2 separate regions of the Homo sapiens genome follow, and region 1 is linked to region 2. Evidence: chromatin loops called from intact Hi-C (ENCODE). Cell type or tissue: PC-3. All regions are shown on one strand. Each heading gives the region's core, and the rest is flanking DNA. Links, peaks and the distances in the headings are about the cores only. Region 1 has its middle 170 kb from the start of LINC01956. Region 2 has its middle 110 kb from the start of LINC01956.

Region 1 (15,163 bases), core at 2,635-10,634, 54 kb before region 2:
ATCACGAGCACCTTCATTTAATACAGGCACAAAATATGTTTGCTGGTTGTAATATACATCCCTTGGCTTGCCCACTCTCCTCCCACCCCACTCCTTTTTGTGTGAGTTCTCTTCATATCCTTCATCTTCTTTCATTTGAATAGTTTGCATCAATTCTTTATTATAATGCTGATTAAAGAACCCATAGAACATGAGAACAGGTGCTGAGGAAAAACAGCTTAGAGACCAGCCCTTAAAAGCCTTCATTGGCTCCACAGGAACCAGCGGCCCAGAGGAAGTCAGGGTTGGTTCAAGGTTACTGAAGACTGAAGTCACAGTACTAGAAGGAGAACCCAGTCTTACAGACAGACTGAAAATGAGAAGTGTCATCTCAGCAGGTTTATACTTTCTGGGGCCCTCTTACTCCAACTTTTTGATCTTTCCCAGAATAGCTTTATTCCTTTTCTCTTCGGCACAGTGAAATTATTTTTGGCCAGACTTGTTAGACCCCATTCAAACAAAATGGCTTCAAGCTGGGAGAAGCTCCTTCTCTCCTTCTCCAGATTAGGTTGCCAGCTGACCACACCTACCTGAGGGAACCTCTAGCATCCACTTTTGCATCTCATTAAGAGGAGCAAATATAGTAACAACCAGGATCTTGCACATTCCTGAAGCAACTTATTAGTAACAAAGCATTTTCACATCCCTTATTTTGTTTGACATTTACAGTAGCCTGATAATAACCAAGCAGATGTCATTATGGCCATTTTACAGATGAGGAAACTGTGAACCATAGAGGTTAAGTGATTTACCTACATCATAAGGCAACACTAACACTTGAGCATAATCTTCTGAACCTTTAAGTGGTTTCCTCTTGGGATTTTTTTTTATTTCACAATAATTTTTATTCTTCTGATTTGAAAAGTTTTACCTCTCTATGGTATAAGATCGGGAAAATATAAAAATGTTGAAAGAAGAAAATAAATGATGGTTGTACTCTTAAAACTCAAGATAATTATGATTAACATGCTGGTGTATTTTCTTATTTATTGTCTGTGTATATTTTTTAACACAGAATATTAAAAAGTATTTAATGGTATGAATCAGGAGAATGCCATTTATATGTAATTGCATTATTATTATTATCATTTATTTATTTAGAAATGGAGTCTCACTCACTCTATTGCCCAGTCTGGAATGTAGTGGCACGATTAAGGCTCACTGCAACTTCCGCCTCCCAGGCTCAAGCGATTCTCCTGCCTCAGCTTCCTGAGTAGCTAAGACTACAGGCATGTGCCCCATGCCCAGCTAATTTTTGTATTTTTTAGTAGAGACGAGGTTTCATCACATTGCCAGCCTGGTCTTGAACTCCTGACCTCAAGTGATCCATACTCCCCGGCCTTTCAAAGTACTGAGATTACATGCAGGAGCCAACACACACAGCCTAGTTTGTATTATTTTTACACTTAACGTTATGTCAAGAGAATTTACTGTCATGAAATACCCATTGAAAAAATAATTCTTAATAATTGCAAACATTTCATCCAACATAAGAGCCATCCCCTACTTTGACATATTTTTCCCATACTTCAATTAAAAATCATATTATGATAAACATCCTTATAGCTACATTTTGCTCCAGATTTCTGAATGGAATAAACAGTGAAATTTTTCCTTAGGATGTGTAGTGAACCAAGCAATTAATCAAGAAGAATTCCAGGACAACAAACTTGAGCATTTCATAAGTGCCAGATGCTGGGTTCATGGGGACCAAAAGCTATGGGCACCATTTTCTGAAGGGCTTTTGCAATAAACTATTTCCCAAATTGTATCACTCCCTACTGCCCCTACCTTAGTCCAAGGGACTCCTACCGTTGTTTCCTAACTGGTCTTCTGTCCCTAGCCTCCTCGGTCCCAAATTTAAAAGTAAGTTCTGGCACATAGCAAGCATTCAATAAATGTCCCTTCCACACACATTTTTATCTCTCACCCTGTAGACCTGTTGGTGCTCATAAATATGTTCCAAATGTTTTCCTTTGTCCAATTAGGCTGGAAGTTCCCTGACACAGATCTCCCAGTCTGTCTCTCTCTGCAGCCCATCACAGCTTCCAGCAAAGACCTCTTCCTTTGGGAAGAGGGATTTTATGGAGTTCTAGAAGAACTGATTATATACATTTAGAAAGGAGTCAAGACCTAAACCAATAATCAAGCCAATCTCCAAGGGAAACGCTACTCAGAGAACCTTAGAAATGGCTATGGCTTAAGCCAGAGTTGTCATCAAATTTAGAAAATATATTAAAAACACAGTTTTAAAACCATCATCCTTTTATTCAGGGATAAGCATCTCACCCCATCTTCTGCCCTTTTGCTGATTTTTCAGCTTTGAAAGAGACCACCCAAGTTGTAAAGTCTCCAGCAGCAGTCTGATCAGTTCTGGTTTAGGGTGGCTCCCAGTAATCAGTTTGAACAGAATCCTCAAACTACATTCATTTCCATGTCTTCTTTAAAGGGAAAACAAAACAAAAAAAAAGTGAAAATACAATGTCAAAGAATGCTCCCAGTGGCAAGGCACAAGACATCTGCACTGTTCCACTACCCTATGGGGCAACCCTTAAGCCCTGCTCCCTTCCTGGTATTCTAAGGTATCTTTCTTAGAAGGAAATCTGTCCTTACTCTTATGTTGTTATTCCCTGCATCAGATATTCCACCACCCCAGCAGCAAGAGCTCTGTGACATGATAATGATGATAGTTTATTTATGGTTCACATCTACTTTCTCATTGGATCCTTACAACAAGGTAGCTAGAGCAAGCATTATTATACCTGTAAAGTGCAGACGCAAATACTGAGGTTCAGAATATGTTAGCAGCTTGGCCAAAGCCTTGGAGTTAGGAAGAGGTTCAGTCAGACTCTACCCAGCCAATGGGCACTTTGGTGTAAACGTGACGCATCCTGGTTGGCGGGGGGCCACCACCTCTTTTTCCTTGCCTCAAGCTTTGCCCCTCTAACTGGTGAAGAATCATGTCTCTCACTGGCCCTTGTGGAGAAGCCACATGGACAACCAGGGTAAATCTCTCAAGATCTTTGAAGGCAAAAATATTAGTCATTCCAGGAGTTGGCATTGTAGACCTCACTCCCTTCCAGGCAGCCCCTGCAGAGTTGAGGGGCTCCCTGGATACCTGCTGCACTGCAATCCACATCATCATCTCATCCTGAGACTTTTCTTCAAAATATCCCAACTGGTGCTCTGTTTCTCATCATAACTCCCTCCAATCCTTCTTCCAACCAAGTTATCTTTGTTTTATCTCCTCACTCTCCTATTTTAAATCTTCAGTGGAGCTCCATCCCCTGCATGAGGAGGTAGACACCTTAGGCTCGCATTAAAAGCCATCTGCATTGTGCCCCTTCCCTATAGGCCACTCCATCCCCACACTTTCCATACATGGACTGTGATGCTGCTCTTTCTTCACCCTAAACCCTCCTCACATACTGTTCCTTAAGGCTTCTGAGCCTTTCTCAAGTCCTACTCCCTTCCTGGAATTTCAAACCTCTGCACCTTCAAAACCTGCTTTAAGCTCTACCTCTTCCATTCATATCCTCTAAGTGAACCAGACTTCCCCAGCTTCTGCACACTCTGATGTCCTGAGGAACTGGTCCACTGCTCCACTCACATCACCTCTGAACTATAAGCTGCTATTTACTATAATGAGGATCTTGTGTCTGTGTGACTCCCCAGTTTGCTAACAAATTCCTTGAAGACCAACACTATGCCTTAAAGACCAAGCAGCTTACCGCCAAGTACAGAACAAGTGTTCAAAAGTCCTCACTGGATATGTAGATATGCAGATTGAGGCTAGGACAGCAGGTATGAAATAGGGAGACTGGAATAGAGTCACACAATGTGGTTAATGATAAGGCCTTGGGGAACTCTCTTTCTCCTTCCTGAGCTCATGCTACTCATTTATAAAATGAAGAGATTAGACAAGATAACCTCAAATGCTTCTTCAAACTCTATGAATCACCAAATATGTGGGATAGATGGGAAATTTTCAACTGTGAGACCAAAATAATTTTGAAGGCCTTAGTAATTATATTGAAGAACTGCTTTTTCACCAAATGTTGACCATGCCTCCTGCAAATCCACTGATTTTTTTTTTTATTAAGCCCACCAGACTCAATGGCCATAATGAGATCCACACACTTGTCAGGTGCTGAAGGCATTTGGCCTTTGGCCTTCATCTCACCAGCCCCCAGCACATGGGAGTGGGCCACGACTTTCACACACGTGTTCCCTCTTACCTAATCTTTTAAAAGGAAACACAGCATTATAAAATTTAGAGAGAGGCAGGAAGGGAGAAGACAGGGGGTGGAGAAAACAGAACTTGAGAAATAATTTTCCAACCAAGAAAATAATATCAAATACATGGGTCGTTAAACTGAAAAGCCATTCTGAATCTGGAGGACTATTTTCTTGAATGTCTGGGATGTAGCGGTTATAACATGCATACTCCACTTCTATCTGAACATAAATAAAAGGTTTATAAGTGAAGCATATTTGTCAGGCACCAAAACAGTGATAATTAAATTCATGGGGCATGTATGCATTACAAAAAAACCAGAATCGCAGCAGCTTGAGATCTTATAAAGTAGCTGATTATCATCAAAACTATAATTACTCACGAGCCCAAGGAATGTACTCCAGGCCTCCTCAGACTTGTCTAGTATCAGACAAGAGAGCACCATAATTATATTTCATATTTTGAGCCAACCCTAAAAATGTATGTACAGAGGGAAATGACACAACTCTCTGTGCCCTCTGAGGTAAATGCAGATACTAAAACTTGTCTTAGAGGAAAACAGTAAATCTTTATTGATCTAAAACTTTTTAAAAATCAGGAAAATATTCACAGATGTCAAAGTTTCATTAAGTTTTAACTTAATGAAAAGGTGAGTGAAATTATAAGTGAGAAAAGTATGTTATTTAAGATGCAAATTATAGTAATAAAATTAGGTAGGTAGATGGTGAAAGACTCAACTCCCATCATTACAGAATATAGGACAATTTCATCACAAACATAAAAGTTTTATCAATTGGAGTCTATAAATTTTGCAAAGAATTTTAATTCAACTATTTCTCTTGATTCCAATAATATCTGAGCAGTAAGCAAAGCAACCTTATTTAACCGCCCATAAACCTGAAATCATAAGAGGTAAAGTGACTTACCCAAGATCACACAGTTGCTTAACAATGGGGTTGCTACTAAAGTCTGAGCTCTCTGTGATCAAACATCTATCTTACTCTCCCACTTCACCCTCTGGGGTTGAAGCCATGTTGATTGATTTCTTGCTTCTGTAAGCTCTTGGCTAGAAAAAGCTAATACATTTATATGGGATTTGGATCCAGCACAAATTTTTTAGTGTCTACCTAAGCAGTCTAAAAAAGCACTTTCACCTACTTAATCTGTGGAATATCAAAACTCTAAAAACTTCCCATGAAGATTAATTAATTTTTTTCTAGCGTCACATGTCTAAAACCTCAAAATGCCATTGCAGTGATCTGTAATAATAAAGTACCACAATAATTAAATCTTTAAAATCACTCCAACATGGGATTCCTAAGTCTGAACCACAGTTCTGCCACTCGTTAGCCATATGACCTTAGGCAAATGATTTAACTTCTCCAAGGCTCAGTTTTCTAACCCTAAAAATGGGACAATACCTATTCATCCAGCACGCAAGAAATTTCTTGTTGCACGGTAAGGGATCAACAATTGTTAGTTTTCTCCCTTCCCTTGCTCAAGTCTTTTTAAAATTTCATTTGTTAAAATAATGATTGTTTTTCTAGGATCATTGTGCTCAAAAACCACTCGACTATTGCATTAATTGATTTTTTATTCAGAATCTTCCTGTGATACTATCCATTCATTCACAAATATTTATGTGCAGCCACTGTTCTGAGTACTGGTCATATGGTGGTGAACAAAACAAACAAAGCTTTGGTCATCAGAGAGCTTCCATTCAACAAACTGGACAACTTCTTGGCTTTGGTCAGTATTTCCACATGTGGAGGGTAAGCAACTTCACTGGTAAAAGCCAGAAGACTCATCCTGTGACTTGGCCTTACCAGACGCTCTCTGGTCCACTCACTTTCTCCAAGGCAAAGATCAGATCCCTGGGAGGCATGCTCCCTGATGCACAGAAAGGTAGCAAGCGCCTGCCGTGGACTCCTTTGCGGCCACTATAGCAATCTGACTCTGCTCCAGGGGACTTGGTCGCTGGGGTCAAGTTCTTATCCAGTCCCATACGGTACCCCCACCAACAATGGGGGGGACTTGGAGGTGACTTGGTGTCCCTGACAGCTTGCCCCAAAGTTGGGTTTATCCTAAGTGTGGTTCTGAGTCAGCTCTCCTGACTTTTCCTAAATGACAGATGCATTTCCAGCAAATGAGAGGTGGTGACAAATTACATCACCTCAAAAGCCCCGACTTATGCCAGCATCCTCTCCCTTCCCTCTCTGCCACAGGGCTTACTTCCAAGTGGCCTTTATGAGCTAAAACAAAACAAAAAGCCAGCCAAGTCTGCCAAAGTTGTGTGGCCTCCCATGCCCCTTAGGTCTGTCCATATTCTAAGACCTGGCCTGGAGTCCCTGGGGATGCCCAGCATCAAGCAGGTTACAGCAGGGGACAAGCCACGAAAGCATCTGTGTGGCAGCATGATCAGGCCCATTTTTTCCTTTTTTTTTCCCTTCTCAGTGGCTCCTAACCAAATCATTCTCTAGGTTTGAAAGGGCTCTGCAGGAATGCAGAGAAAAGGACGGTGACTCAGAAGATGGTGACCGCGTCATCTGCTTTGCATTGTCGAGTACATTTTTCACATGTTACTGGGTGAAGTTAGCAATAAAGGGCACCAAATGCTAGAAATAGAACAAAAAGAGATAAAGAAAGGGGAAAAAAAAAGAAAAAATTCTTATTTCCTCCAGAGAAATCTGTCTTGATTCAGGACCACTGGTGTTATAGGAAAAATCATTTTGCTTTTGAACAGCTCTTTCTGACTCACTTGTTGGAAAGAATGTGCTGAACAAATAACCCCCTTCTCCCCCCAAACAGCTTTGCTGAAATCCGAATGCTCTAAGTTCTCCTTGTTGACTTGTGAAAGAGATCTCTCTATATTCATTTGGGCTCTGTGCACGTCACATGATACCAATACATTCCAAATGCTAAGATACAAGATTACTACTTAACCATAGAACAAACCAACAGGAATTTTAATCAAGACAATATCCAATAATGAATAAAGATGGAATGTTTTGGAAGGATTCCAGAATACACATTTGGGAATTTTTAATCTTGCTCGTCTTTGAATCTAGCAAAAATACTTTAAACTTTTCTGACTATGCCATTTTAGGCTGCATCCAGAAACCAGCTACTATCTAAGGTATTAAAGCGTTTCATCTGCACAGACATTGAATTTCCAAATCTATTTCAATAATTGATACCAGATTAACTGAAATATGAATCAACAGACAACTTTCTTTAAAGACATTCTATAAGCTGAGTTATTTTATGATATAAAAGATGAAAAGAAATCAAGATAATAGTGATCATTATGTGGCAAGAATATTTCTATATTTTAGGATTTGTTTTATTTTAATGTTTGTATTCAGACCAGGTTTATTTGTAATAGTTTATCACATTGCTTCATTAAGCCATACTCAGCTATTGGTGGCCAAACATTTAGCATGAGTTTGAAGGTTATCTGAATCATCACTAAATGTAAAGGAAGCTCTTTTATAACAATAATTAAAATCAGCTGTAACTTACCCAAAATGAGAATTTTGGCATATTTTAACTGGTTTTGAAAGAGTTATGGCTGTAAGAAGGCAGTGGCCTAGTAATGAGTTTACAAGTTTAGGATACTGAGGCTCTTTTTCCTGATGGGTGGGGATTTTCCACACCCACCCTGACAGCTACCACCAAATGGAACCAAGACAATTCCCCTTCCACAAGGCTGCTTTGAGCACTGGTGTTTGGGTCTTTGAAAGGGACCAAGCTATGGCTGGAAAAAAGATGCTAAAAGTGGAACATAGATTAAACGTGACACGTTACACTATAGGAAAGGTATTTGTGAAGACCATGCAGTAGATCAAAGACTCCACTGCACTTATTTTTGTCTTCACACACCTACTAAACCTGTATTTCTGCTGATTAGTGAAATTCTAGCTCTTTGACAATCCCAGGACCCTAAATTGATATATCATCCAGCAGCATTAAAATGTTGGTTTTGCATGATTAAAAGTGTGGGTGCACAATTTCACTGGGAGGAATGAGAGTCGTGAGCCATTTAAAGTAAATCAAGACTAAACAAGGAAAATGAGAAAAATGGCCTGTGCAATTGCCCGGTTAGTCATCTCAGTATCCCAGCTGAAGGGGAGATTAGAACTAAGGTCTGAGCTGGGGATATTTCCCAGGGGTGGATGCTAGTTTTAGGGCAGATTCTCTGGCATACTCTGATTAAGCCACTAATTTGGGTCAGAAGGAGGGAAACAGAGCTAGTAATGCATTTCTGAGTCCATCTCAAGAGAGTAATTGATCAATGTCTGCTTTATTTCTTTTTCACTTTATGTATTTGTTTTCCAAAAAAAAAAAGGGAATTATTTTCAAATCATTTTGAATATTACAGATTTTATCTGGGTATCCTAACCAAGAATTCCAGATAGAATCTAGTATATACAGTGAAAGTTAAAACACTGAATAACTGTAAGCCAGAGAACAAACTCATCCCAGAAAAGATTTTACAGTATTCCCAGAGAATAGGAGACGCTAATAGAGTTATATATGTTTTAAGAGGTAGATACAATCACGTGTGCACAATATAAAACAGAAGGTTTTTAATGATTGAAAAAGGAGGGGAAAAAACGCTATTTGGTAGTAGCTTGGTGAACTTTGGCTGAACTTCTCTGTTTGGCAGGCTCTGGTGCGGACAGTCTAGGATGAGGCATTAGGGCTCGCATCTGAGAAGTTGACATCAAGCAGACAGCAAGACATGATATCTTATTTTCCTGAGCCATGCTGACACAAATTGAACTCCCTTATTATTTTCTTATGCCTGTAAAGTTGCACTTGGAATTTAAGCATTTTGTGTGCAGATGTTGAGGGCCGGGTTGGTTTAATTTAAATAATTTGCAGATTGTTTAGTAGCACTCCAAAGACGGCAGTGTTCTTCATCTGAGTTCAATTTTATGAGCTTTGGTTTCTGATCTTCTGCAAGGTAAAACTGGAGCTTTAAAAAACCCCAGTGCTCTAAAGACCCTGCTGCTGCTGCTGTTGCTGCTGCTGCTGGCTTTGTCATTGGAAGAAAATGAAGACCCGGCAATGTTGTCTCTAATTTGCTCAACTTTTTACTTTCCCTGGTTCTTTACTTTGGAAAAAACAAAGTGCCTTAGGAAGAATTGGATGGGGGCTGGGAGGATGCACTGAGATGGTAAAGCATCAAAATCAAAAATCAGAAATAATGAGGACTGACTTGTTATAAAATACTTGTTCCCGTCTCTCTGACTATAGAATCACTTGGTTTCCAATTTTTTCCGGGCCATAGCAATTATGCATTTGCACTGTTTATGCAGCCCCTTCTCCATCAGACATTTCTTTCACTGATGTTTACTTACCCACTTTTTCTAAAGATTATATGTGACCTCCCTGGAGCCCAGGCATAGATGCATGATTGTATTCCCATTTATATACGAGTCAATTGCCTTCATTCTCCAGCGTAGGATTTGTTTGCCCAGCTAGGCCCCACATACTAAACAAAATGAGGGAATGCTTCTTGGAAGAAAGTAAGATGTCAGTGTACATTACAACCCCCCTGGGGTAAATGGAGAGCATTCATAAAGACTAAAGAAATATGCTTTATAATGAAATGTACCTCATATAATTTATGACCCAATACTCAGAGATGAGTTTTTCTCTTTGGGAATGTATGTCTGTATGTGAGAGAGAAGACAGTCTGTGATTATATAAAATTCTTAATAATAATCTGGGGAAAATATGTTCTTTCTAGTTTGGGCAATGACCAAAAGTGATTTGCAATGACCTCTATGAGTTCCCAAAGAGGATGTGAAGTTCTCCCCTTTGTCCACTGCGGTCATAGTGCTGGGTGTGGTCATGGCTTTGACCTTAGACACAGAGAAATCTCTCTCCCACACAAAGGGGAGGGGAGAGTGGGATATGCAGAAAGAGGTGAATGGTATGTTGGCGTGGGGCTGGGGAGTGCGGGTACATGTGTTAGAGGGGAGAGATCCATTCTTCCCTTCCAGCTGCAGTTGTCTCTGAGCTCTGGTCCCTAAACCAGCCCTCAGCTGTGATGGACTAAATTGCAAGAGAAAAAGACCCACAGTTGGAGTTGAAAGTAGTGAGGTGTCAGCACAGAGTCTCTATTTCTCCCTTGTGATGGACAAGTAAGAGTGGCTCTGACCAAATTCTTTTTTCTCTAGAAAACACCAATAAAACATGTTTTTGCATTAACTACCATATTGAAAATTCTCACAGAGGCCTCAATTTTGACCTTTTGAATAAGAATTGAGGTAACTTTCCTACCAATGCAGCTAATGTGGCAGGAATTACAGTTTATCATAAGGTTTTAGAGTTGGAAGTGATCATAGCAATAATCTAGGCTGAGCCCCTCATCGTTCAGATAAGAAACTGACATGTGAGGAGGAAACATGACTCAGCCAAGGTCACATGGCTTGTTAGTCGAAGGGTAAAGCCCAGAGGCCAGGGCTTCTGATACCCTGCCCAGTCCTCCTTCCTTTCCTGCTTCACCCAAGATGACCATTGCGAAAAAGGAGGGACAGAGGTCTCCATGCTGTACCAGGAAAGAAAGTCCAGAGATTGCTAACCCAGCTTGACAAGTGAATTGATCTGTAAGTCCTCTTTCTTGCCACATCCAACCCAGAAAAACTCAAACAAAGCCCCACCTGGCCAGAACACTGAGGTAAGGTGAAGGACTCACACACCTGGGGGCATCACTAGGGCACAGCTCCAGCTCTTCTCTCCCACTAAGTCACCTTAAGTCTTAGCCTGGGTTCTCCAGAAAGGTGAGCCTAGGGGAAGGCTTGCCGGCTATTACTTTACCAAGACTGCAACCCAAGGGATCAGGAGTGGAGGAATATGGAGACAAAATTGGGAAAGTAGACACAGTCCATATGTAGGTGTATCACTAAGAAGAAGGGGCCGATTGATGCTTTGCTCTGTCCATGGGACTGCGACCCCTAGAAGTCACATAGGCTGGTCTCCAGACTATCTCTAATGCGGGAAGCGAGGACAAATGTATCCACTGGACCTCACCTTCCTTAGATGGAAAACTTGCTTCTGCACTCTGGTTTGTGCGTGTGTGGTCATGAGCACAGAGCATGAGCACTGATGTTGTTCCCAAGAAAATATCAATAGGGAAGACTGGCACTGCACTCGAGAGGTGAGAACCACCTGTCAGGGACCAGACGCTACTGACCCTTACAAGGCTGGACCAAGAAGAAGGCGAGGCCCAGAGGCTCAGAAGGGATGCAAAAGAGGTGTGTGACATACCCTGGGAAGTGAATTCTGCCCTTTAACATGCCCTCTCACTATAAATGTAGATGAAGACATCGACAAAGACATGGATGTAGACAGGTGAAAAGGAAATAATTCCCCAGAGAGAAAGTTTATAAAAGAACACAATTCAACCCTCTCTGTGTGTTCATCAGTCCTATATGTTCAGTTAATACCAAATAAATGCTAGTTGAATAAAAGAATAAGTGCCAACTTGTAGATTAGATGACTCCATAATGAAAAGTAAGCCAAAGCAAATTAAGTCACAAACACAATATGCTGTATAAATGGTTTTGTTGCAAAGGACATCAACAGACACTTTTTAAAAGAAGACACGTGGCCAACAATCATATGAAAAAAAGCTCAACATCACTGATCATTAGAGAATTGCAAATCAAAACCACAATGAGATACCATCTCATAGCAGTCAGAACAGCTATTATTAAAAAGTCAAAAAAAAAAAAAACCTGATTCTGGCAAGGTTGTGGAGAAAAAGGAACACTTATACACTGTTTCTGGGAGTGTAAATTAGTTCAACCACTGTGGAAGACAGTGTGGCGATTCCTCAAAAACCTAAAGACAGAAATACCATTCAACCCAGCAATCCCATTACCCAAAGGAATATAAATCATTCTATTATAAAGACACGTGCACATATATGTTCACTGCAGCACTATTCACAATAGCACAGACATGGAATCAACTTAAATGCAGATCAATGATAGACTGGATAAAGAAAATGTGGTACATATACACCACGGAATACTATGCAGCCATAAAAGAAAATCAGATCATATCCTTTGCAAGGACATGGATGGAGGTGGAGGCTATTATTCTTAGCAAACTAATGCAGGAACAGAAAACCAAATACCACATGTTCTCACTTATAAGCGGGAGCTGAATTATGAGAATACATGGACACATATAGGGGAACAACACACACTGGGGCCTACCAGAGGGTGGAGATTGGAAGGAGGGAGAGGATCAGGAAAAATAGCTAACGGGTACTAGGCTTAATACCTGGGAGATGAAACAATCTGTACAACACACTCCCGTGGCACAAATTTACCCATGTAACAAACCTGCACATGTACCCCTGAACTTAAAATAAGTTAAAAAAAAAGTGATTTTGTTTTGCTCCATCCTTTACTTTTACTTTTTTAAAAAAAATAGCTTTGATGGCCGATTTTTAAAAAACCTTTCAATTACATCCATGATGGCCAATGTTTTGACATCATATAAATCCCCTCATCCCTTGTCAAGTGCTAAAGTTCAAAGTGATTGATACAACTGATGTCACCAACATCCCGCAAGGAAAAAGAAATCATTAAACAACTTTTATCCCAATACCAGAAACTCCCCCAGCAGAATCTCTCCAGCTTATCCTTCAGCCTTCAAAGTACCTCTACTTTGACCTTAGTAAGAGAATCTTGAGTTTGATTTGCTTTACTGGTGAGGATTCTGTAAGCAATTATGTATGAGAGAAAAGTTCTCCAGCTCAAAAATACTTGAAAACCACAACGCCAGCTGATTGCTAGATTGCTATTGTCTCACCCTCTCTAATAACCTAAGATTTCAATAAGATAGTTATCAGGAATGGGAAACCAAGACAATTACGTGATCTCCAAAGGATGTATCCATGGAGGCATGACTACTTTAGAAAAATTTCTGTTGGTTCGGGGATGGCAGAACCATATGGCTATTTGGAACAGATTGCTAACTTCCAGGACTATGATCAAGGGGGATCACTGTGTTCTCCCCAACATCTTTCTTGGGTGCTTCAATTAGAGACAGAAACCCAGAGTGTGAGAGCTGAGATGGCCTTTTAAAGATGCCATGTCATTTAACTTTGTGGTATGAATTGAATTGTGTCCTCTCCAGAGATATATTGGAGTCCTCACTCCCATTATCTCAGAATGTGACCTCACTTACAAACAGGGTCTTTACAGAGGTAATCATGTTAAAATGAAGTTACTGGGGTGAGCTATAACCCACATGACTAGTGTCCTTATAAAAGAGATTTGGACACAGAGACATGCATGCTGGGAGAAAGCCATGTGATGATGAAGGCAGCATGAGGCAACATATTTACAAGCCAAGGAACACCAAGCCATCAGCAGCTAGGCCAGAGGCATGGAACAGATTCTCCACCACAGCCCACAGAAGGAATCAGCCCTACTGTCACCCTAATCTCAGACTTGTAGCCTCCAGAACTGTGAGACAATGCATTTCTTTTATTCTAAGCCACTCAGTTTTTAGCACTTTGTTATAGCAACCCTGGGAAACAAATATACTGCCCCTATCTATTGTGCTGTGGAAGTAAATGCAGGTAACTGAGGCCGAGAGATTAGAAGTGGCAGGCCCAAGGTCACAAACCAAGTTATAGCAGAACAATCAGGAGTCCCTCCTCACCCATGAAGCCGGATATCCATGAGGCTGACCCAAGGGAGCCATTCCTGTGTTTTCCAGTATAAAACACTCATGCTGCAATATGGGTAAACAGAAGTCCATAGGAGAAGATCTTTCCTCCTATATTCCCTTCAGAGGAAAGAGAATTAACCCCATGTCCTCTCAACAGGACAGAGCTAGCACATCTTGAAAGCAGCACCCTTAGGCCTCCCCCTCATATTCTCTCCAGCACCCTCCTCACATTATTGATGACTAATCAATCGATCAGCAAACACACAGCTACTTTGATGGTTCATGTTCCATTCCGTGGCCCACTAAAAGAATGGCTGACTTTTTAAAATGAACAGAGTGATCTGTGCTGAAGACAGCTAGAAACACCAAAATGGTGGGGGGGGGGTGGGGAATAACAGTGGAGGTGTGGATTGAAAGTGGAAGAAAACTAAGACAGCTAGTGGGCATTTCCTGGCATGCCCCATGGTGGGTAGAGGGACTCGACTGTGGTAGCCTGGAAACTCAAATTGAGTCCAGCACTAGATTTATAAAATGGAAATGTCTGGCTGGCCCTCAGCAATGTCCCTTAGTTAACAGATAGCTCTGGGTGCCTTGCCAAGCCCTTGCTGACCAGTCTATCAGGAGATCCCAAAATGAGTTGGAGTGTCTCCTTATCTGGGGAGCAAAGGAAGGAAAAACTACAATTTACATTGTCAAATAACTTCCAACCCAATGGGAAGATTCACTCTCCATCCTCAAGGAAGGCTCAGTTTGATGTAGTGGAGAGAGTGTGGCTTTTGCCGGCAATCAGACCTTGGTAGGAATTCCAGGCCCAGCATTTAAAAGTCTGGCTTAGCTACCTTCATGGTAAATGGAGAGGTGCACCACCAAGACCCCACTTCACAGAAGGATTTTGGGGGTCATGCCTTTCCTGGGACAACCACATCTGGTGACTGGTCTAGGTATGGATACAAAGACCTAGTCATTTCAGCCTGACTTAAGACATCCTGACGGGCAAGCACTATGCAGTTTGGCCAGTGCTTCATTGGACCTACGTTGCAATTGCCTCCTCCTTGTTTCTTCTCTCTTCCTTTTTCAGGTGTTGATCTCTAACAAACATCTGCACCCCAAACTCCAGCACCTTGCTTTTGGAGAACCAATGCCAACCCCACGAAGCGCCACTTGTAAAGACAGAGCAGCAGT
Region 2 (15,163 bases), core at 2,459-10,458:
TCTGTTTCTTCAGAAAGCCCTATTGGATGAAGTAACTCTACAAAGGGCCATTCAGAAAAGTCTCCATTTGACAGCCCAATCCAGCATCCCTAGGCCCCAGCATGGTTCTCTGGCCCCAAGGATATTAAATATAACCATGAAGAGGGGTGCTAATTAGCAGTGGGGAGCCCTGCAGCATCCAGCAGCCTCCAGAAAAGTGCTCTTCTGACAACCAATGAAAGGATGACCAGAAAAGTAATGGCATGTTTCCTCATCCATTCAACAAATACCAACATCCAAGTGCCAGACTGTTCTAGGCACTCGGACAGTTGCAATGTAAGTACAAACATAGACTTAATCACATGTCATTGTTGGATAACTGAGGAAGGCAACATCCCTCAGCTCTAGGGTGACAGAGACTTTCTGAGTAATTGATACTGCAGATATGGATCCTGTCGTGCAAATGATGTATTCCAGTTCTTAGCCTCTTTACCTCTCTGTCTCTCTCCCCTCCCCACCTTCTCCTAATGCTCTGCTCTCCAGTGTATTGGCTTTACCTCAAACATGGTAGAAAAATATCACCATCAATTCAAACTTAAGTGACCCCTAATGCCCCAAATTCTAGAAAACAGTCTCTCTTCATATATTCATGCAAATTCCCCCCAAAAAATGATTCTGGTTGGTTAACCTGAGTTATTACGGAAGGCCATACAATAGAAAGCCTTCTACCAAGCCAGAGAGGACAGTCTCAAGAGGAAAGAAGAATTCTGCTATGAGAGGAGCAAGCAAAGAGAGCAGGCCAAAACTACAGAGACCCACGAGTCCCTCTCTGGGCCCCCGCAGCCCAATCTATGGAGTCACCTGTCTGGTTTTCAAAGCATCTCATGGAGCCTACAGCTCTTCTCATTTTATTTGAGTCATTGTAGTCACTGTTGATACCCTGCCCGGTAACCCCTCAACCACTACTGGCCGCTGTGGTACTCAGTTACAGTTGCCCCTTCTCTCTCTCTTTTTTTTTTTTTTTTTTTTGAGACAGTCTCTCACTGTCACCCAGGCTGGAGTGCAGTGGCTGGATCTCGGCTCACTACAAGCTCCACCTCCCGGGTTCATGCCATTCTCCTGGCTCAGCCTCCCGAGTAGCTGGGACTGCAGGCGCCTGCCACCACGCCCAGCTAATTTTTTGTATTTTTAGTAGAGACGGGGTTTCACCGTGTTGGCCAGGATGGTCTCGATCTCCTGACCTCATGATCCACCCGCCTCGGCCTCCCAAAGTGCTAGGATTACAGGCGTGAGCCACAGCGCCCGGCTGCCCCTCCTCTTGACTCTGCCGCTTTTCTTCTCCCTCCTTCCCACAGGGCTTTCTCTGGCACCATAGAGTTTGCTCAGTTGCCCCAAGCATAACTCAAAAGAACAGGGGCTACACTTCACCGCGAAGGGATGGGGTTGGGGGGATAAACGTCTCAGACTCCCAACGTCCTCTGGGTTCCCAGGCAAGATCCCCATGGTGCTAGGGGGTTATCCCATGGACTTGAGCCCCCATCTCTAAAACATTGGTTTTATCTTTTCCCTACTCACTTCTTCCACTTCCTCACTTAAGCTTCCTAAATAACTACATACAACCAAGACATTTTCCTTGGACCTGCTGTTCAGGAAAACTGGTGAGACTAAGAACCTAGACAAACGTCAAAATGCAATAGGAATGTCCCGTTCCAGACCACACTGATGCAGATCCCCTAAATGAAAGAGGGTTTCTTGAGGCATCAGGTGTGTGTCCCATTTCTCTTTAGTTGTTTCCGGTGCCCAGAAAAATAGACATTTAGCAAATACATATTAAAGAGAATCAACTTGCCCAGTGTATGTGTGTCCAGGAGATGTGTCCTCTGGTCTGTGTAGCTATGCTCTGGGTGACAGGAGGTAATTGCTCCTGTCAACAGGGAAAATATTAGAGTATTTTTAACCAAGGATCTTAAAACAGAAACCGAGTTAGGCATGCTTCTCACAGCAAGAAGAAAGATAAAAGGGTATTTAACAGTGATTCAGAGAACATGAGTGGTGGTATCCCACCCCTGCATTCTCCTGAACAAATTAGTGTGGTACCTTTACCACACCATGGGCCAGATTCCTGTTGGGGGGAGCCTAGATAATTAAGTGACCACCAATTTGCAAATATCAGCTTTCACACTGATTCTGAGACCCATGGGTGGTCCATGGCACCATTTGTTTAAGCTAACAATTGTGAGACCATTAAGTTTTCTTGGTTGAGACATTACGAAGCTTAAAGGATTATCGCAAGGAACCTCAGCATTTTAAGGCTGTGGTTTAGGTACCCCCTTTTCACAGAGGGAAGTGGAATCATATTGTTCTTATAGATTTCCCCTCAGGTAAAAATGCCAGAGTACCAGCCAATAAGAGGAGAATGGCTGTTCCTAGACTTGTCACAGTACAGATTGATTATTTGGGAGATTGGGCTTTGTTGAATCCCAGACCCAGAACATTCATGAATCTTCCCTCCCAGTTGGAGGGGTTGTCTTCTCCCCTGAATTCAGAAGGAGAGGACTCCTGTAAGATAAATAGGTGCATGCCTCCACACAATATTTCATACAGGTACATGATTTGGAAAATTAGGTCAGAAGAGGGAGGGAAAATGGTGATTCATTACCAGGGCTGGAGAGAGGCAGGATTACCTCATCAGAAATTCAAAGGTAATCAGTTTTTTCCCAATTGTCATGGTAATGAATCACCAGTGTTAATAAATTGGGAAGTCAGTTACACCTTTGAGTAGCTGGATAAACCAGAGTTACCTGGCATCTGTCTTCATTAGAAAAGAACCAATGAAATGGAGAAGAAAAGGAGGGCACATATAACCCTGATTCCCTTCTTTCCCCCACGGTGAAGAAATTCAACTTTTTACTTAGTATTACCATCATGCCCAAGTCACCGCAAAGTTAAACTAACCCAAATAAGACTTTAAACCTGAAGTCACCCATTCGAGATCTGTCAAAATCCTCTGATGAACAATCAAAGCCAGCTGCAATTTATTTATTTAATGGAGAAACAATAGCAGGAAATAATCCCTGAGCATCGCTTAGCACAGGAGGAGGTCTTTATTAGAATAGATTTTTTTTCTTTCCCAAGCAAATGGAAACCAAGAATGGAAAAAGATCCGGTCCCCTCTCCTCCCCCACCCCTCTGAATCTTGAAGGTTTAGCCTCAGCTGGTCACGTCAGAAAATCCAAGCTCAATGGTTCAAAGTGGTCAGGGGCAGAGCTCACTGTGACATTTTACGACTCAATGAGGCATCCATGGGGTCTCCAGCTCCAGGAGATAAATCAGCTCAAACTCCATCTGCCTTCAAGACAGACAAATCTTCAGTCATGGAGTCGTCAGTAATCCAAACATAACTTGGAATGCGGTTACAACTCTTTATTGCTTTTAGGCACCCCCCGCCCAAAAAAAACTGAGACGAATTCTGATCTATATGATTTGATAATGGCATTTGACAAGTTCTCATTTATTCGAGGGGTGGGGGCTAAAAAGTTTTTTGTCTGATCATTTTGTCAAAATCCTGCAAGTCATTTTCATTTCTCTCTCTTGGGCAAGATTAAAAAGCAAACCCTCATGCGTTCTGTCATATGATCTTGGAGCTGAGAGTTCGAAACATTTCAACAGTAATTTAATATAGGGGATTTAAGGAGTGTGTATGAAAGACAGAGAGAGAGAGAGAGAGAGAGAATGAGCCCTGGGATGACGGGAAGGGTTACCTAATAGGAGATAAGATGAATAGCAAACCTGTTACTGCCAAGCAGCTCATTTCCACAGGGGAGAGGAGCTGTGTTTGACATCTTCCACAGCCTCACAAGAAAAACCTGCAGTAGGAGGCCAGACCTGGAAGAAGGGTCCCAAGCCCCTCCCTGCTCCAGCTATTCTGCTCCCCCTTCCCACAGGCACGCTGCACAGATGGGGCCTCAAGAGGCTCCTCTGACCTGAGAGGCTCAAGGCAAATTCATCATTCACTCAAGTGCCAGTCCCCAGTTTAAGATCAAGAGGGGAGATACTGACTTCAGGCCTCTGTGGCAACTTTAATTCTAGCCCTCTCCGCTAACCTTTCCTCCAGGACACAGGCACCCATGTACGCACACACACACATACACACACACACATACACACACACACATGTCTTCCTGCCCTACCCTTTCTCATGCCACCATCCCTTCTACTTCCTTCCTGGGCTCTTCTTTTCTTTCTGCTACCCCAGACCCAAACCTGAGGATAGGTGAGAAGATCTGTAGGGTGATGGGCCATTCCAATTCCTTTCCGTCACCCTACAACAGCTCCTGTCAGAGCCCTGAGAGGTCCCTGCAGGTTTTGTGGGTTTTGTTTCAGGAAGAGGAAACTGAGGGAAGGAGTAAGTGCCAGGCTATTGGGCAGCAAGAAGTCCAGCCCCAGTAAAGATTATACTCTGGGCCAGGAGAGAAGGCATACACCCTTTTCAATTACCTAAGTCAAAGAAAAAAGGACTGATCCATGGCTCCTTCCTCTATCTCTAGGTCAGAAGGCATTCAAGCCATTCTAAAAATGCCTCCACCCTCATCATTTTTCTGAGGGTTAAACACATGGCCAGACAAACATCAAGACATGTTTGCACACATGCACGCACTCACACACAAGGCTCAGCGACCTTTTTTCTGTTTCTTTTAAGTCTTCCCATCTGAAAACTATTCCCGTTGTCCAACCCATTGCTAGGCATTATACCATTCCCCTTCATTTTGTCTCTAGCAAGAAAACCACGATTATGCATTATGCAAAAATCTTTTAGCTCATTGGTGAGTGTGGCTGGGATATGGGATCTCAGCACAGGAAATACTGATTCCCACTCAGAGAGATAAGGGCTCGGGGCACACTTGGGCCACTCTGCCCTATTGAGCCACTAGAATCAACCTTTTCCAACTTCTTTGTGAAAATCTCTATGTCTACAAAAATGGTCACCTTATCCTCCTTCAGTTTTCTCTTCTTCATGAGTTTCTCACAGATATTTAACAATTCAACTTACCCAATATTTATCTGAAACTTTCAGGCATTGGTTTTGGCCTGCCAATACCTCTCTTCTCTGCACACTTCTTAGGTTTCCTCTGTTTTTCTCAAGGAGTCACCCTGCCCAGGCTGGCAGTTTGGAATGGAATACCCACCCCAGTTTCCAGGAAAGGAGCACATGACCCAGACAGAAGCCAATCAATGGATTCTGTTTCCTGGAGGTAGTAACTGATGCAGGGACGGGACCAGTGCCCCTCCTGCTGGTCCTGAAGTTGGGGAGATGTGATGTCCGGAGCCCAGTCAGCCACCTCTGAAGCCAAGGGAGAGCCCAGCCTGGGTGGGAATGGAGCCGACAGGGATGAGAGGGGAACTGAGAGATGGGGATGAGAAAGCCAGGTTCTGGCGACATTATTTGAGCTCCCATAGGCAGCAACTATAAGTGTTCTTTATACCTCAAGGATATGTGCCAATACATTCCCTTTTGGCTTACACACATCTGAGTCAGATCTTCTGTTCCTGACACAAACCCCTAAGCCCACCTATTGCACATAGGTAAAAATGAGTCACCCTCGCACAGCCCCAAACTCCTCCCAAAGTTCCACCCTCTCCAGTATCTTTCTGTGAGGCCCCAAGGAAATTACTAGTGTTCTGGTGTTTCTACTTTAGTCCAGCACACTTCCTGGACCTCCACCACCAGTCCCTCCAGGATACCAACTTGAAGGCTCCCGGCGGGCCCAGGCCCTCTGCTGCCCAACAGAGGCTCCCTGAGCTGGTGTCCTGATGTCCTGCTTCCCCTTCCACTGCACTCATTTCTGTCCTGCAGGTAGAGAAATGCCTACCCTTATCTGCCTTCTGCTTTTCTGGAAAAGTCCCTCAACAGAGTTCCATGAACCCCGGGTGCTTCTCAGTTGTACTTATCACCTTGTTCCTCACTGGCTCGGCGCACTCCCTGACTGATAGATAAGGTTCCAACTGTGGGTTCGGGCCAAAACCACTTCCCAGACCTACAATGTGTCCCGAACGTAGGAAAGTACCAAGATCCCTTGAGGTTGCAAGGCTCTTGGCAAGATCTTGGGAAATACTGGCAGATTAAACTGAAGATAACTAAGTATAATTTTGCAGTAACTTTGAAATCATTTGGGGTTAGAGCCTAGTTAGTCCAAATGGTGGTAGAGCCAATGTTTTAATAAAAAGTCATGGCAGAAAGTCAAAGTGCTAAAAATTATACTTATTTAACTTTCTGCAAACTGAACCAATGACGATTATTACTGGATGTCAACAATTCAGCATCTTGGTTCAACTTAAGGAAACCCAATGTCCTGCAGAAGTATGCTTTGGAACTTCTGGCCTAGAATAAAGCAGGGGAACTGAGGTCCACCAAAATACAAATTATACAACATGAAAAAATGAAGTGAAAAAAGCAAGTTGCAGAGTGAGGCAGGGAATAATCCCAGGTCTACAGTAAAAAAAAAAAAAATCTTTGTGTGTTTGCATATGTCTCTGAGCTTTGAGAAAGATACAAAAGGATATATGCAAAAAGGTAACGCTGCCTGCTTCAAAACAGTCATTGAATTTTATTTTTATTTACTGTTTCTTTTATATTTACTCAAGTTTCTTTTGTGTGACCTCATTCCATAATAATGTATTACTTTAAGTGTTTAGGAGAGCAATAAAATGGAAAAGTACAAAAATAAAGTATATCCTGCAGGTTAAAACAACCCATCAAACTTGTGAGTCACTGTTCCTTAAACAAGTGAACTTTTACAGTAATAGGCAATAGCAGCGAGAAGGAGAAAAGGAGGACCCCCGGGAGCCAGGGAGACTATCTGTGCACTGAGGTGGGGTGTGGGGGTGCAGAGGAGACAACTGCAGGTCAGAAGCAGCTAAGAGAGGACTACTTGGGGCTTCAGAAAGGAGATGCCTTACAGGGACAGTGGTCCCTGAGGACCAGGGCAGTTGCCTGCTTATAGACAGCTAGGCTTAAAGCTGGGGGTGATGACCTGGGACCAGAGCAAAAAGAAGATAAAGAAATCATCCAGGAGAAAGAATGCCACCAAGCCTCTGCCGTGGCCAAGCCAACTCAGGATGGAGGGAGGGAGGCTCTTCGGGCAGCATGCCTGGAATTCGTGCCAGCCAAGCCATTCTGTGGGAGGAATTAGAATAAGGAATTTAAGTTTGCCGAAGTCAGTCATTTTGTGCTGCTATGACTTCTTTGTTTGTTTCCTTTTTGTTTTGCTATTGCATCTTAGTAAAGCTTCTTTTGGACAATTCCAGCCTTCCTCAGAGCTAAGCTGAGAAGCAATGGATTTCTATTCACACAAAGCTGAGTAGCTGGAGATAGAACAAGGTGTCTTATTTGAGACCACCAGATTTGGAGAGTGGCAGGTGTAAGAAAGAACAAAGCATCTAAAATCAAGCCAGGGAAAGCAAGTTCAATGTTCAAGGTCAGACGGCTAAGGCCCAGGTACAGTTGGCATCGCGCAGAGGCAGGTCCATCCATATGGAAAGGGATGGAGCTGGGGGAATATCTGGGGTTGCCTCTAGTGGCCACCAGGCTTGCGGTTTGTCAGGAGTATAAGAACCTTAAAGAAATAAAGTGGGGAAAAATGCCAGAGAAGAGGAAGTAATTTCCCTTACAGATCAGTGCAGGGCCCTTGCACACATCCAGCCTGGATGTCCCCCAGCCCCGCCCTCCAGCTCACACTCCCTTGGATGGCCTAGCATAGTGCTGAGTGCAGAGTCCTGTCTGTAGAACGCAGAGTCCTGTGTTCACTGTGGCAGTGACTGCAAAGGACTCTGTTGAGGCCTAAAGGTCCATGAGCCTCGTCAGGGCCTGCTGTTTGGAAGAGGGGAGAGTGGGAAGGAAGTAGGAACAGGCCACACTCCAGGTCCTCAGCTCACTCCTACCTGAATGAATTGTCATATTTTCCCATTTCACATGCTGAGCTTCCATGTCGGCTTCCATTTGGATGAAGGTCTCTGGATAAAATACATTTGGAAACCTCTGCTCTTCAGCTGTGATCTGGACAGTTGGCCCTCTGAGGCTCAGCTGAGAAAGGACATCAGATTTAGGCTTTACCCTAATGTGGAAGTGGAGGTGAAGGAGCCAGGAGGAAGAAAGCAAGATGTCAGGAAGGCGTGTCAAGCTGAAAGCAGGATGTTTAAGCTAGAAGAGGAAGCAGGAACCTTCATAAATTTTGGGAGGCCCAGAAGAAAGTGATCAGAGACCAATATAAGGAGCCCATGAATTGAAGGCCAAATGATCAGCAATCGAGCCTGGGAATCTGGCCCTGGTTCCTTTTTGCATGCTGTCATGTGTGTGGTTGAACCTGCAACATACTCTCTGTGAGATGAGCATCATGGGACTTAGGTTCAAATCCTGATTCTGCCATGTACTGGCTATGCTACCTTTGATAAGTCACAACCTCTCTGAACCTCTATTACCATCTGTGAAAATAGACATAATAAGAGAAATCATGCAGAGCTATTGTGAAGACAAAACTCAACAGCATGCAAGGAACTACCTAGAGGAGTGCTCAGTCAATAAATGTTAGTTTCTCTTTTCTTCCCCTCCCATTTTTATGATGTAGACAAGAGACCAGTCCACCAGGCCATCTCTGGCTTCAGCAGATCATTGAGTTCTTCTGTTCAGAATCTCATTTTGGAAAACCGAGAAATGTCCTGGGGTTATATCAGATTTTACCAAAGCAGATCCCAAAGACAGGACTGCAGGCCAGAACACAGGATACCGGGGGCTCCAGGAAGCAGGGGTCAGGCTAGGGAAAGCCACCCTGGCCCAGCCTCTCCAGCAGTCCCTTCAGAGAGACCTCCCCTTCAAGAGCAGGAAACCCAGAGCTGGGATCTGGACTCAACCCCTGAACCCCAGGGACACCCATACACAACCAGGCAGCTCAGCCCCATCTGAAATCTGCTTGCTTTTCAGTGTCATGCTTCCCATTCATCCTCATAAAAGACTCCAAACAGCTTCCGGTGACTGGGTCCAAAGCAGCCCAGGTGTTCCATGAACATCTAATCAAGTTCACCATCTTTCCAAGATGACAAATGGGATTTTCATGTTGGAGTCTCCATCTGTGATCTTCTCTAGGTGTTGGATTATGAACGGGTTTTTGTTTTCTTCTTTAGCTATGTCTGTACTTTGCACATTGTTGTTGTTGCTGTTGTTGTTGTTGTTGTTGTTAATAAGTGAGTGCTTTTTGAGATTGGTAGCAGGGGTGGTAGGGAGAGTTAAAAAAATTGGACTTATCCTTAAGATTCTCTTGAGAGGTCTTCATCCTCTGGTTCACTTCTCTCACTTGACTATTTCTCCAGGCTCTAAGTCCTCAAGGGCAGTAACTGTGTCTTTTCAGTCAAGAAATATTTAGTGAGCACCAACCATTCTGAGACCAGCTCAAAATATGAAGATGCACTGGGCATTCCAGTAGCCCACAATGGTTTCCCTGTGGCCAAGCCCTGTAAGCTCCTGGATGTCAGAGCTTGCATCTAATACATCTCTGAGCCCCAGGTACCACACACAGCACCTGGTGAACAGTGAATCATCTATAAACTTCACCGAATGAATGGGTGAGTGAGTGGATAAACAAATGAATTACAAATAGACTGGAATCCCCCACAATATCAACAGCACTTACACAGTGGGGAAAAATCAAGAACTTGAATATTTATTGGGAAAGGGCATCCTTTTTTTTTTTTCTAGACAGTATCTGGAAAGGATTTTACATGTCATTCTTCTCTTTTCTTATCATAGTCATTCACCTCCTGGTGAAACCAAGTAACAGAAGAGCTTGTCCCAGCCACAGAGATATCCCTAAATCTGAAAAGACTTTGGAATTCTGGGGCAGCAGATGAGACCTATATCCACAGAATATAAGGGCTGATGATGCTCTGATGGCATTGATTTCTTTGCTGTGGCTGGTGGGCTGGGTTCACACTGACCCCACAGGGGCACTAAGGAAGCTAGTCCTTTGCTTACTTTGATTTATATATGCCCTGAAGATTTTGCTGGTACTATGTCTACAAGGAAGTAGACATAACCTGGACCAAGTGTTATCTCAATAGTTCAACCTCACTTCTGCCCCCACAGAGGTAAAAAAGAGGGAAAGAGAGAGAGAAAGAGGGAGAGAGAGGGGAAGGAAAGAAGGAAGGAAATCATAGTCTGATTAATAAGATAATGATGGATGTCACGTCCATCTCCTCTAAGGCTGTTGGTAAGGTCAACAGGAGAAAGTAGAGTGTTGATAATTAGAAATAGGTTTGTCTCCATTTCTGCAGAAACCGTAGAGAAAATGAAGTTGTCAGTTGATGCAATACAACAACAAAAAACCCAAATGATGGGGGATCACTATGCTTAACCTCCAGATGAACCCCCTGGAATACAAGAAGGATGTTTGAACATGATAGAGAAAACCCAGCTTTCAGATAGTCAGTGGTCAAGTGAAGGGAAAGCAATTTGAAAAAGTGAAAATCTAGAACACAATGAGTGAAAACATGAGTCCTCATGTCTTAGAAATTGAGCCATCTGGATTTGGGTCCTGGCCCTGACACATGGAAACTATAAAGTCTTGGGTAATTATGAAATCTCTCAAAGCCTCAGTGTTGTCTATGAAATACAGTTGAGGCAGTTCACTTTTCTTCTTATTCTTCCCCTTGTTATCTCTTCCTTTCTTTTCCTGAATAATTCACTTGAAAAACCCTAAATAGAACTGAACAAGGCCCATGGTAGGCTGAATAACAACTCCCACAAAGATGTTCACACTCTAATCCTCACACCAGTGAATATGTTACCTTACTCCATGTACAATAGACTGTGCAGATGTGATCAAGCTAAGGAACATGAAATGGAGAGACTATGGTGGATTATTTGGGTGGGCCCGGTGTAATCACAAAGGTCTTTATAAAAGGGAGGCAGAAGAATCAGATACATAGACAGAAGATATGAGGACAGAAGTAGTGGTCAGAAAAGAGAGAAAGTGCCACACTACCAGCTCTGAAAATGGAGAAAGAAACCATGAACCAAGGAATGGGTACAGCCTCTAAAAGCTAGAAAAGCAAATAAATGGGTTCTCACCTAGAACCTACAGGACTGCAACCCTGCAGGCCCATTCTAGACTTCTGACTTTCAGGCTGTAGGATCATAAATGTGTGTTGTTTTAGTCCACTAAGCTTGTGGTAGTTAGTTACAACAATCACAGAAAACTAATTTATTGTCCTTAAAGGAGGGGCTTGAGCTGTGTGAAGAAGACATTCTCATGAAGGGGAGGCGGCTTCAGTGGCCCCCTATGAAGTGTTGGAGTCTGAGAGGGCTGAGGATGGCATCAGTGCAGGGGAAGCGCACGGTGCAGAAGCCAGAGCTCAAGTGTGGATGAGAGTGTCCATACTCTGGGGTGAAAACAAGGAAACAGCAATGACAGGAGATAGGTTGCATAGAGAAGGATGTATTTAATACTTTAAGGGTAACTGGAGAGAGATTTCCCACTGTCCAAGAAGGTGTTAAATGCAAATTGGAGGTGAACTCATGGTCTGCAAAAATAAATATACATATATTCTCAAAGTTCTGTCTACTTAGAGGCCAGAAGAGCACAATAATAATGAGCACACATACACCCTCAATCTTGGCTTCTAAATACCATTCTCTATTGAAAACAAGCAGTGCTCCTTAGAGAAATTACTGACTTCAGTACTGGGGCAGGAAAAAAATGAGCCTGGAACATCCCTTTCTGCCATAAACTAAAAAATTACTCAGAGATTGATGTGGTCTGCCATGATCTGAATGTGTCCCCCCAAAATTTATATGTTGAAACTTAATCCTCACTGTGGTGGTATTAAGAGGTGGGGCATCTGGGGGGTAATTTGGGGGCCTTTAGGAACAATAACCTTATAAAATAGGCCCGATGGAGCTTGTTTTCCCCTTCCACCATGTGAGGGTACAGATAGAAGACGCCATCTGAGGAGCCAACAGCAAGCTCTCACCAGACACCAAATCTGCTGGTACCTTGATCTTGGACTTCCCAGCCTTCAGAACTGTGAGCAATAAATTTCTATTTTTTATAAACTACCCAGTCTAAAGTATTTTGTTATAGCAACCCTAACAGACCAAGACAGGTCACATCAAAGGACACAGAAGGCAGATTGAAGGTGTTCCCAATAGCCAAATTTAGGATAATTTGAGCATAGGGGGAAAAATGAAAGGAAACTATTCGATAAAATAAAAATGTATGAGTTTATACTCTATAAATAAATGAATGAATACATCAAAATTTTGATGAGGAATGGAATAATTATATACACTTAATGTCTCCACAAAATACATATTAACCACAAAAGGCAAACATGTAAAGTGGAGAAATTTGGCAGATACTGTCTCAATCAAGTGATCAAAGTTAACATCACCAGTGACAGGATTATTTTATATTGTACCTCTCTGATAGGATGTCATGAAAATTATGCAAGCAGCATTACTTCTGTGATATTCCTGCCAAAGCAGTATAACTAAAGAAGCATCCAGCAAGCCCAAATTGTAGGTCATTCCACAAAATAATGGACTGCACACTTCAAAAGGATCAAGACCATGAAAGTCAAGGGAAGACTGAGGACTAAAAAGACATGACAACTCAATGCCACTGTGCTTCTGGGCTGAGTCCTTTTGCCATAAGACAGCTGTCAAACTTAAATGGGGTTTGAGGATTCAATAGCAATGACACAATAATGTGAGTTCTTTCATCTGGATTGTTGTCCCACTGGAATGGGGCTGCCACCATGAACAGTCATTGACTGGGAACAGCATGGCCTCTACAAAAACAAGATGGGAGATTCCAAAGGGTAGCATTTAGGGCCTGTCCTCAATTATTTTCTCAGCAGCAGGAGAGTCAAGGGTACATTTTCAAGGCCTTCACACACCAACATGCAAAAACTTTCCCCTCCCTCCCCAAAAATGACTGGAAGTTTAAATGATTATTTTAACATTATAAAATGTATGTTAAAATCTCAAGTCAAAATTACTCTTTAAGTAATGAGAGCTGTATATGTCATTATGTATGTGTGTGTATACACATATATATATACACATACAAAAGTTGTACAGAGATCATCTAATTAGCACAGCAATGCTAAGCATTTCTCCCAAAAGTTGGAGCCATGAGTAAACCCAAGCATACCACCATTTATTGGAAAAATTAGAAAAAAAAGTTAAAAATTTAACTTCAGAAAATTAACTTTACCCTGTCTTCAGCTCTTTTGCCTTTTCCTCTTGCATATTTGGGAAGCATGATGTCACCTCCAGCTCTCACTGGTTCTGCTGGTGACATCAGTTGCCCTTCCAGACTTGTCCTCAGAAGCAGGTTCTTCATCTTGAAAGAGATTCACTCTGCAACCAAGACCATGTCCATTGCTCTGGCTTCTTTCCAAGGAGGCATCTGTACTGTCTGAGGGCTCCACCATCTCTCACCTTGAGTGTTGTTGCATCAGCTTTCTACCTAGTCCTTTTAGCTCCAGTCTTACTTTCATTCCAATCTGTTCTCTACTTTACAGGTAGGATAGTGCTCTGAAATGCAAGTCTAATCATGCCATTTTCCTGCTTAACACTTGTCAGTGACTCCCTATTGCCTAAGCAAGTGTTCTTAGCCCGGGCTTCAGAAGATAGGAGAGTCCCATCAGATTACAGTCATAATTTTGTGTGCATAAGGAAACATGCAGTTTTCTTAAGAGAAGGTCCATAAATTTCATCAGATTTGAAGAGTCCGTTGGGAAAAGGCTGAGAACTCCTGGCCTCTGGATTAAGTCCAAGCTCACCATTTACTTCCTCCTTGTAATTTTTTGCTCTAATAATTCCAAAGTACTTACAATCCCCCACTTCCACCATGCTGTTTCTAAATCTCCATGCTTCTTGTTCTTTCTGCCTGGAATGCCCTTCCCTCATTTCTTTTCCTGGTGATCTCTTATTCATCCTAAAGACTGTGGCAGGTAACTTCTCCCCCAAAAAGTTCCCAGAATTCCCAGGCTGGGCTAAGTGCCTCTACTATGTTCCTCTCGAATACTCTATGCATGCCTTAGTGATATTAACCACATCTGTTCTAGTTATTCATTCATGCATATATCTCCCCATTGGGCCATGTGTCTCTTGAGGGTTGAGGCCACATGCTATTCACGACTGCATTTCCTGGACTTCTTACAAGGCCAAGCATAGGGTGAGCCCTCAAGATACATTTGTAAGACTCAGCAGAACACCAGACAAACCTCTGGTACTGTTGTTTCATTTTCTAGCATTTTATTTGCCTGGGCCAGCCGTTCTGGGAGGCTCTTCCTTCTACCTGGTGTGAATAAAGGACCCAGGGTTGGTTTTATCTGGGTCTATGAAGGAAATAGCCTGGTTCCAGTACGTACCTAATCACCTCACCTCTTCCTGACCCTTCTTTTCTCCTGTGTGAAAGGAAGCTAATAGTCCCAGCCTGCCCTGCCTCACCCTGACAGTGCAGAAGACAGGAAAGTGGCTCTGAAAAGTTTGGGGGAAGGAAAACTATACATAGGTAGAATGTGAGAAGAGAGGAGTGTGTCTGAGTGAGTCCAAAGCTAGGCATTGCAGGGATAATGTCTCCCAGTTTTGGTGTTCATAGGGAACAAAAAAAAAAGTCAATAAAATCTGAAACCAAAATGTTCTGCTCTTTGGACCCCACCCTAAATTCCCCCAGTTCTCTTGACTAAGGTGGTGGGGGACAATGCAGGGACCGTGTTTTGTCTTCTTGACCTAGCCGGGGGCAAAGAAGACTGAGAAGGCTGGGCAGAAGGAGGGAGTGCTACTAATCAGCCTCCAAATCACAGCACAGCTGAATATGAATTTGACTTTCCACTGGCAGATTGCAATAATACCATCCTTTGGAATGCCCTTGGAGCTTCCAATTGCTGTCTTTTGGTTTAGATTAAACCTTGACTTAGCTTGCCAAGTGTGAAACCCACCCGACCCTCATGCAGTGTATGTTTTGAGCTCAAATTGAACTTTATAAGGTGCAAGTTAATTTGCATTTGGCAAAATGCAATTTCCTGTTTCTAAGAAAAAGGGACTTTAAAGATTTATTTAAGAGATGCAAATGGCTTCCTGGACATCAAATAGCTCTTACAAAGCAATATTTTAATAAGTTAAGTG

Evidence for each region. Peaks named below come from ENCODE experiments on the same cell type or tissue, not always from the same donor. Only the 100,000 strongest peaks of a DNase experiment are listed, where the experiment ranks them.
Region 1: a loop joins it to region 2, with 5 times the contacts of the local background. A loop is called at or near these places in 3 of 110 quality-filtered maps.

The regions. Positions count from the first base shown.
Region 1 is chr2:118,662,080-118,677,242 of GRCh38, forward strand. No RefSeq gene overlaps it. Among named protein-coding and RNA genes, the nearest start is that of LINC01956, 170 kb to the right of the region's middle. In PC-3, for the core only: no CTCF peak of the experiment used is centred there; DNase peaks (open chromatin) are centred at 6,492, 6,792 and 7,102; H3K4me3 peaks cover 1,353 bases; H3K27ac peaks cover 2,041 bases.
Region 2 is chr2:118,716,457-118,731,619 of GRCh38, forward strand. No RefSeq gene overlaps it. Among named protein-coding and RNA genes, the nearest start is that of LINC01956, 110 kb to the right of the region's middle. In PC-3, for the core only: no CTCF peak of the experiment used is centred there; DNase peaks (open chromatin) are centred at 5,555, 6,705 and 7,135; H3K4me3 peaks cover 2,176 bases; H3K27ac peaks cover 3,448 bases.